Linked DNA regions of Homo sapiens: region 1 is linked to region 2. A link is an interaction called in ENCODE POLR2A ChIA-PET data of the cell type or tissue named here. Cell type or tissue: IMR-90. All regions are shown on one strand. Links, peaks and the distances in the headings refer to the core of each region. The heading gives the core; the rest is flanking DNA.

Evidence for each region. Peaks named below come from ENCODE experiments on the same cell type or tissue, not always from the same donor. Only the 100,000 strongest peaks of a DNase experiment are listed, where the experiment ranks them.
Region 1: POLR2A ChIA-PET joins it to region 2 with 18 read pairs; 1 of 35 experiments calls an interaction of 5 or more read pairs at or near these places.

Annotation. Positions count from the first base shown.
Region 1 is chr1:39,445,981-39,451,576 of GRCh38, forward strand. MACF1 (microtubule actin crosslinking factor 1) reads left to right here. Exons shown (of 101, transcript NM_001394062.1): 81 at 1,452-1,607; 82 at 1,712-1,918; 83 at 2,053-2,172; 84 at 2,614-2,783; 85 at 5,072-5,231. Among named protein-coding and RNA genes, the nearest start is that of BMP8A, 43 kb to the right of the region's middle. In IMR-90, for the core only: no CTCF peak of the experiment used is centred there; no DNase peak of the experiment used is centred there.
Region 2 is chr1:39,108,035-39,111,988 of GRCh38, forward strand. It overlaps a transcript of MACF1 not described here. Among named protein-coding and RNA genes, the nearest start is that of NDUFS5, 84 kb to the left of the region's middle. In IMR-90, for the core only: no CTCF peak of the experiment used is centred there; DNase peaks (open chromatin) are centred at 2,717 and 3,037; H3K27ac peaks cover 729 bases.

The DNA of each region.
Region 1 (5,596 bases), core at 1,648-4,147, 340 kb after region 2:
TGGACAGGCTGTCATCCATAGATCCTGCAGAAGGCAAAGCTAAGATTAAATAAACTGAGACAGATTCCAGCTCATAACCAAGAAATTTTCAGAGAGTTTTCTTAATAGTTGAGCAAAATACCTTAAGACATAGTTGCCCATTATCAGAAATGGTCAGGCAAAAGCTGAGTGTCAAGGATAGTTTATTATTTTGCAGAAACATTACCTTCAGGATCAGTAAAATCATTTATTAAATGTGTGTGGTGCTGTAGTAAGAAAATATAAAGAATATGTAGATATAAAGAATATAAAGATATAAATTAGATATAAAAGTATATCTTTTATATCTATAAAGTAGATATAAAAAATATATAAAGAATATGTGGATAGAATGATGTGGAAAGAATTCCTATCATCTAGGAACTTGTAATATATTAATTTCTAAACATTTCTATATATATTTGAAGTGGATTTCATTTTTCCACCTGATTTGTTTAGATTGGGTTTGTACATTTTTATAACATTTATTGTAATTTTTTTTTTTTTGGTGGGGGGTGGTTACAAAAATAACCTGAAAGCGCAAAGAGGAAAATAGAAATTACAACCCAGTCAGGTAGAATTAACAACAGTTAACGTTTTTGGTGTACATCTTGGAGTTTTTTCTGTGAATATTTTGGAAATACTCATTTTTGTCAGCCTGTCATTTTTACTTTGCCTGCCTAGTAGGGGGGCCAGAGGCAGAAGTCATTACCAAAAGGTTAGTGTAGGTCTCTGAGGATGGAGCTTATGAACTCTGTGGGATTGAAGCGTACTTGTGAGGAGTAGCCTTTTCCCTGAATGAGCTCTTGTTGTTGCCATTCTTAGGTAAATGAAAGTGTCTGAAAATCTACATCTAGTGTTGTCAGATTTTTGCCTAGAATGTCTTGGCTTCTTTCGTTACCTCTTCTTCTTATAGCATAAGCATAATTTTTAGACTCATATTTTCATATGCCATATTTTCTGAAAACATGTATTTAAACAAAGAGTACTACATTGAACATCATCTTCATAGTAAATTGCTTTTCATTTAGCTGTTTTTATACCACAAAAAGTACATTAAAGGAAACTGAAACATTACCCAAAGCAGGTTGTAGATCCTGCAGCTGTCACCACTAAAGGGTCTGTTCACTTACAGTTATTGAATAGTCTTATTCCCGTTCAAGGAAGTGGAGAGTAGCAGAGAAAGGAACTTAGCTGCTTATTGTGCTCTATTTCCTTTTCCATGTACACAGTTCTTGCCCATTTGTTTCAGACACTAACATTAAAATGTCCCCTTCTTTACAAATAAAGCATGTTTGGACGTTGATTAAATGAGGCTTCCTTTTTAGAGGTCATTTCATTTGTTGTACAATTCATGCCTTTGTCGCTGAGCCTATAATTCCTGAAATTGGCGCTTTTTCTTTCTGTGTGTGTGTGTTTTACTTGAAATTCAGTCAAAGCTGGAAGAGGCCCTCAACTTGGCAACAGAATTCCAGAATTCCCTACAAGAATTTATCAACTGGCTCACTCTAGCAGAGCAGAGTTTAAACATCGCTTCTCCACCAAGCCTGATTCTAAATACTGTCCTTTCCCAGATAGAAGAGCACAAGGTAAGTATGATATTATGATGCTGCATTCTTTTTGAAAGCACTAATTGAAAGAAATGCCCCTTTATCTTATCTTAAGCTAAAAAAGAGCACTATTGTTCCCTCAGGTTTTTGCTAATGAAGTAAATGCTCATCGAGACCAGATCATTGAGCTGGATCAAACTGGGAATCAATTAAAGTTCCTTAGCCAAAAGCAGGATGTTGTTCTGATCAAGAATTTGTTGGTGAGCGTGCAGTCTCGATGGGAGAAGGTTGTCCAGCGATCTATTGAAAGAGGGCGATCACTAGATGATGCCAGGAAGCGGGCAAAACAAGTAAGTTGGGGAAGAAAGATACTAATTCACTGAAGAGTCTTGGGCTGCATGTATTGAGTCTCTGGGATGATTCTCAAACGTGCTGTATAGTGTGTATATTCATTCCTGTTAACTTATTTCTTATGTAATTTTAGTTCCATGAAGCTTGGAAAAAACTGATTGACTGGCTAGAAGATGCAGAGAGTCACCTGGACTCAGAACTAGAGATATCCAATGACCCAGACAAAATTAAACTTCAGCTTTCTAAGCATAAGGTAAAGCAGTTAATTGCTCTTAGGTCCCAAGCCATAGTATTCGCTAAAGCTTGTATCTTGCCAAAAATAAAAATCAGAGCTAGTAAAAAGAAAACCAATTGGTTAATGTTTAAAAGTCAAAATGATGAAGCCAGGGTTCCATTTTATATCTAGATGGTCTAATCATGATATTTGCTCATTTAAATAACAGTTTAAGGAAAGTAGTTATGGGAGTAACTAGTTAAAACTGTAGGCTTTCACAAATTGTCAGGCACTTCTATATATGGTATAAACAAAAAATTATAAATTTCTTAAGGATAAGCTATGGTTAATTTTAGTTCAAAAAAAGTGGTGATATTCATACTTTATTTGGTTTCTAGCCTGAAAACTCAAATTCTTTTGTTCCAAATCAAGATGTCGTCTGACTTTTAACACTTTTTTCTTTTCTTTCTGGAAACATAGGAGTTTCAGAAGACTCTTGGTGGCAAGCAGCCTGTGTATGATACCACAATTAGAACTGGCAGAGCACTGAAAGAAAAGACTTTGCTTCCCGAAGATAGTCAGAAACTTGACAATTTCCTAGGAGAAGTCAGAGACAAATGGGATACTGTTTGTGGCAAGTCTGTGGAGCGGTGAGCATGAATGTCCCCTTCAGGGGTCTAACCGGGATCCCAAAAGCAAGAGGTTCTTACCAGATTCTATAAAATGGTGATAAAGCTAATGCATCAGTAAGAGGTTTTGTACCATCTTAACACCACCAGTTAGTTCAAAGACTGTTATAATTTAAATAAAATGTGTAAAAATTCTCATTTTAAACTTGAACCTTATTGTATTAGAGAGAGGCCTATAAAATCAAACCAACAATAATAGATCAGTAACTCAAAAGTATTTGTAAATCATCAATTTGTAATACCAACAACTGTCTTATTGACTGCTCTTGGACACTCCAAAGCCTCTACATGCATTACCTCATTTAACCATAATGATACCTGACCTTTGCTGGGCAATTACTACTGAATATGTACCAAACAGTAGCTGATAATCATTTAATCCTCATAACCACTGAGGTGGGTACCATTTTTATTCCATTGTACAGATGAGAAAATGACCATAAAGAGGTTCTTAACTCCCCTAAGGTCACTCAGCTACCCTGTTGGCAGAGCTGAGGTTTAAACCATGGCAGTTTGGTTCTAAAAGTTGTACTTTTATCTATTTGTACCCACTATGCCATGCTAAATATTACAATATTGCTACCCTATTTGTACTTTTTTTTGTTTGTTTGTTTGAGACAGAGTCTCACTCTGTCACCCAGGCTGGAGTGCAGTGGCGCGATCTCGGCTCACTGCAAGCTCCGCCTCCCAGGTTCACGCCATTCTCCTGCCTCAGCCTCCCGAGTAGCTGGGACTACAGGCACCCGCCACCACGCCTGGCTAGTTTTTTGTATTTTTAGTAGAGAAGGGATTTCACTGTGTTAGCCAGGATGGTCTCAATTTTCTGACCTCGTGATCCACCCGCCTCAGCCTCCCAAAGTGCTGGGATTACAGGCGTGAGCCACCGCGCCTGGCATTTTTTTTTTTTTTTGTCATGTTGAGACAGGGTCTAGCTCTCTGGCCCAGGCTGGAGTGCAGAACTTACTGCAGCCTCCAACTCCTGGGCTCAAGGGATCCTCCCACCTCAGCCTCTTGAGTAGCTCAGACTATAGGCATGTGCCACCATACCTGGTTAATGTTTTTTGTTTTTGTTTTTGAGATGGAATCTCCCTCTGTCATCCAGGCTGGAGTGCAGTGGCACTGTCTCGGGTCACTGCAACCTCCATCTCCCCGGTTCAAGCAATTCTTCTTCCTCAGCCTCCCAAGTAGCTGGGACTACAGGTGCACACCACCATGCCCAGCTAATTTTTTTTAATATTTTTATTAGAGACGGGGTTTCACCATATTGGCCAGGCTGGTCTGGAACTCCTGACCTCATGATCCACCTGCCTCGGCGTCCCAAAGTGCTGGGATTACAGGTGTCAGCCACCACGCCCAGCCATTGTTTTTTATTTGAGTAGAGACAAGGTCTTGCTATTGTCCAGGCTGTTCTGTAACTCCTGACCTCAAGTGATCCTCCCACCTTGGCCTCCCAGAGTGCTGGGATTGCAAGTGTGAGCCAACACACTTGGCCTGTACTCCAATTTTTTTTTTTTATGAGGTGACTGAGGTTCAAGGAGATGAAGAAACAGCCTAGGGTCACACAACTGATACAGAGCTAGGAGTTGAACTGATTCCAGATCACTACCAAAACTATCATCTTTTACTTAGAGTGGTATATGAGGTGATTAACACAGACCTTGGGTTGTTAGGGTGTGCCTGTGTGTCACTGGGCTATAAGATGCCTAAAGGGTATCTCTACCTGTCCCCTGTGCTACCCTTAATCCATTCTAGAGGGTGGTTTGATTTAAAATGTCTCACCATCTCTCAGTCACTTTTTACTCTATTTCTTTTTTTTTTTTTTTTTTTGAGATGGAATCTCGCTCTGTCTCCCAGGCTGGAGTGCAGTGGTGCAATCTCGGCTCACTGCAAGCTCTGCCTCCCGGGTTCGCGCCATTCTCCTGCCTCAGCTTCCCGAGTAGCTGGAACTACAGGCACCCACCACCATGCCCGGCTAATTTTTTGTATTTTTAGTAGAGACAGGGTTTCACCGTGTTAGCCAGGATGGTCTCGATCTCCTGACCTCGTGATCTGCCCACCTCGGCCTCCCAAAGTGCTGGGATTACAGGTGTGAGCCACCGCGCCCGGCCTTTACTGTATTTCTAACTGTTCTAACATAGAAGTCACTCTCTATATAGGGTTCAAGCAATATTCCCTTTCAGCGAGGCAGAATTGTGGGCCATTTGTAAAAGGAATCCCTAAAAATGGTAGCGTTTGTGTGCATTTCTCAGGCAGCACAAGTTGGAGGAAGCCCTGCTCTTTTCGGGTCAGTTCATGGATGCTTTGCAGGCATTGGTTGACTGGTTATACAAGGTGGAGCCACAGCTGGCTGAGGACCAGCCCGTGCACGGGGACCTTGACCTCGTCATGAACCTCATGGATGCACACAAGGTAGGGGTGAGGTCTGGGCTACATTGGAGTGCAGTGGGTCTTCTGTATATGACTGCCTAGGGTCTTCTACATATGACTGCCTCTGCCCTTCTTTCTAGGGGAGAAAGAGAGCCTGACAGTTGCTTTGTGTGTTTAAACAAACTGTTGCTGAGATTCTGCATTAGTCACAACGAATTTACCAAAATTGGTTTGATTCAGATTTGGCAATGTGTAAACTTCACTTCAAGGTTGCGCCTCTTCCTGTTTGTTTCTCTCAGTTGAGTCACAAAATGGATCTAAATTCCAACGGAAACCCATAAGATAGCCATTTCCACTGACTCCTAAAATGGAAATGAGTGATTTTTTTTTTAAACCACTTCTGAACC
Region 2 (3,954 bases), core at 1,438-3,937:
TGTGCTTGGCAACCATTTTTTTTTTTTTTTCTGTGTGGTGGCAGTGAGCATGGTCTTGGCAGGATTAGATGATTCAGCATGGAAATAAATGCTCTCCCTTATTTCCTAAATGTCCCAAAGGTTCTTTCAGATAGCTGGCCAGTAAACAGGAGGCATTAGATAATAACACTGGATTCTAACAGTTCAGAGTGGGCAGCAGCCAAGAGAACCAGGGTATATCCTTCATTTCCCCAATTCTCTGACAGTCATTAAAGTCTCTCTTGGAGGTGCCACAATGTTAGATGCCAGAATTCTGAATGAGATCTGGTTCCTGCCCTTGGTTATTCCATCTAGTAAGGGAAAGATACTTGCAAACAAGTAGTTGTCATACTGTGATAAGTGCTAGAACAGAGATAGTATGGAAGCCAGAGGAAGGCTGAAACCCTATTTGGATTTACCTGGGAGATTTGACAAAGGAGGTGACATGAGAGGGTTTTTTTTTTTTTTTTTTTTTTGAGACGGAGTCTCACTCTGCTGCCCAGGCTGGAGTGCAGTGGCACGATCTCCACTCACTGCAAGCTCTGCCTCGCGGTTCACGCCGGAGGAAATTAAGAAGGAATAGTCAGGGAGGTAGGAGAACCAGGATTTTATTCCTCTCCTAGGATAGAGACCAACTCTACTGAAGAAGCAGGTCACATATGAGCATAGTTTTAGGTTTTAAAGAGGTGGTTAAAAACCAGCACACTTGGTTGATGGTGGTTGGTTAAGACAGAATTAGACTTTTGTTTTCACAAAGCTTTAAGGACTAAATAGTCTTTACTTGCTGGGCTGGGCTAGGAATAAAAGAGAACATTCACATTTCAACATTGGTAACATCTATCTGGTACTTATGAAATTCAGAATTGTCACTAAGTGTTGTGGGTTATACGAAGCTAGTTAGGACCAATTTTCATTTATCCTAGTGCAGAAAATAACTTATAAAACTTACTGCACAGAGGGTTACAAGTGAAGAGTCTGCATATTACTTAATGTACAAAATTGATATCGTAGAAAGACTATGCTTTGGATTTCTTCTGTTGTGGGCTCCAGTCCTAGTTTTTGCCAGTTAATTTCTACTGTGTGACCTTGGAAAAGATTTCTCTCATCTTTTGGGTTTCTCATCTGTTAAAATAGGGATGATAATACTAATTTCTTGGGATTCATGAGAATATAAATGAGCTCTGGGCATATATTTGTCCTTTAATGTTCCATTTTATTTTACTTTACTTTATTTTGAGGTGGAATCTTGCTCTGTTGCTCAGGCTGGGATGCAGTGGCACGATCTCACCTCACTGCAACCTCTGCCTCCCAGGTTCAAGCAATTCTCCTGCCTCAGCCTCCTGAATAGCTGGGATTACAGGTGCACGCCACCATGCCTGGCTAATTTTTTCTATATTTTTTTTTAGTAGAGATGGGGTTTCACCATGTTGGCCAGGCTGGTCTTGAACTCCTGACCTTGTGGTCTGCCTGCCTCAGCCTCCCAAAGTGCTGGGATTACAGGCGTGAGCCATTGCACCTGGCCTATTTTATTTTTTAACTCTTTTCTCTCCTTTTTTTTTTTTCTATCTCCTACCAGAAGGAACCTTTAATGTTTAGAAAAACGTTGATTTATATCTTATTTAAGCTTTATAATATCCTGAAGGATAGTATTACACAGATGAATAAATTTAGGCACAGAGACTTAAAATTACTGTCTAAGAGCCAGGCTCCAGATTTCTGGGTGAAGGTTTCACATTGTATCACAGAAGGGAGTTTTAAAATCACAGTAGATGACTTGGGCTAAGTGAGAAATTGTGAAAATGCTTTAATTGTTAGTATCATTATTGTTGTTAGTTTTAGTTTCTGAAGTATAGTCACACACTTTAAGTGACATACATTTCCAGATCTCTGAACTGTGGAGAATTTCTTTTCCCCTTATTATGGGAGAAGTTTTACGATATATAAATCACATTGAAATTTTCATACAAAAATAATACAAAATAAAATAAAATACAAAAAATACAAGAAATAAATACAAAAATAATTTTTAAAATAGTACAAAATGATGAAATTTTGTTAACACAGTGATTGGAAAATATGGGTTGAGGATTTGGGATTGTTTACCTAAGTGACGCTCTGAAGCAACCTTTTGGTTATATGTAGATTCAGCTTATTTATCCTTTTTAGTGGATGTTGTTCTTTTTTTTTTTTTTTTTTTTTTGAGACAGGGTCTTGCTTTGTTGCCCAGGCTAGAGTGCAGTGTGGTGAGATCAGGGCTAACTGCAGCCTTCACCTCTCAGGCTCAAGTGATCTTCCTACCTCAGCCTCCCAAGTAGCTGGGACTAACAGGCATGTGCCACCATGCCTGGCTAATTTTTAAGTATTTTGAAGAGAAAAGGTCTCACTATGTTGCCCAGGCTGGTCTCAACCCCCTGGCCTCAAGTGATCATCCTGCCTTGGCCTCACAAACTGCTGAGATTACAGGCTTGAGCCACCGTGCCTGGCCTACACTCAGTTTTTAAGTTCCTTTTTAGATCAAAGTCCTAGAGTTGGAGTGGATAGTTTTTAGCCAGAACAAAAGAGTAAGTGCTACTTCTGGACATGAACACTGTTAATTCAGAAAGTGAGTCAAGTCAGTCTGCTGGGAAATCACAAGTTTTGGCCACATTCATGCTGTTGAAATAATAAAATGTGTCCATGTGCTAACAGTGCTTATGGGAGCTACTGCCTTGTCTTGGGCTTGTTGGCAAATGACGTAATACAAACCAGGGAAATGCACCAGCGTAAGCCTATTATACTGGTATTTTTCAGTGCCAATTCCAGGTTTAAGAGATCATGGTGGAAAGAATACTTCAGAGTGCATATCTGAGAACAGAAACATCCCAAGATCAAAAGTCACAAATGAACAATTATAGATTGTAAGGAGTCTGTTGTGTTTTCTCAGTGTTCTTGAAAACACCCAGTCTTTACTCCTTTTTCTAAGTAAGGTTGGCCCTTTCAGCTTCTGATAATTATATATTGAGCCATGTTGTGACTAGGTTGTATGGAATGCTAGAGCTCCTGTTTTTACTCTCATGGTTTTGATTGGAGTTGAAGCCTCTCTCGTCTGGCTTCTATTGGTGGCATTTACTAATTTTCTGGCCTGGTAAATGGCTTGTGGTAGCTAAGAATGTTTATTCCAGTTTTTTGGAGACAGGGTCACCCATGTCAGAGTGCAGTTGATACCATTGTGTAGCTCACTCTAACCTCAAACCCCCGGGCTCACATGATCCTCCCATCTCAGCCTCCGGAGTAGCTAGGATTAAAGGTGCATGCCACCATGCCCAGCTAATTATTTTATTTATTTATTTATTTATTTATTTATTTTTGGAGACGGAGTCTCACTCTGTCACCCAGGCTGGAGTGCAGTGGTGCGAACTCGGCTCACTGCAAGCTCCGCCTCCCAGGTTCATGCCATTCTCCTGTCTCAGCCTCCCGAGTAGCTGGGACTACAGGCGCCCACCACACACCCGGCTAATTTTTTGTATTTTTAGTAGAGAGGGGGTTTCACCGTGTTAGCCAGGATGGTCTCGATCTTCTGACCTCGTGATCTGCCCGCCTCGGCCTCCCAAAGTGCTGGGATTACAGGCGTGAGCCACCGCACCTGGCAATTATTTTATTTTTTTTATAGAGATGGGATCTTGCAATGTTTTCTAGGCTAGTCTCGAACTAGCTTCAAGCCATCCTCTTGCCCTGGCCTCCCAAAACGCTGGGATTTCAGGTGTGTATCTTCTGAAAGTACAGTTTGTTACTTCTGATGAAATATTTTTTTCTTCCAGAGCTTCTCAGTTTCTGAAGTAAATTAGAATTAATCTCTGATTCTTTGTCTCTTTCAGGGCTTTTCATAATTTGACTTACTCTGCACACCCAACTATACCATCTGTTACTGCCTAACACATCTCTCTTCTCCATTTGGAC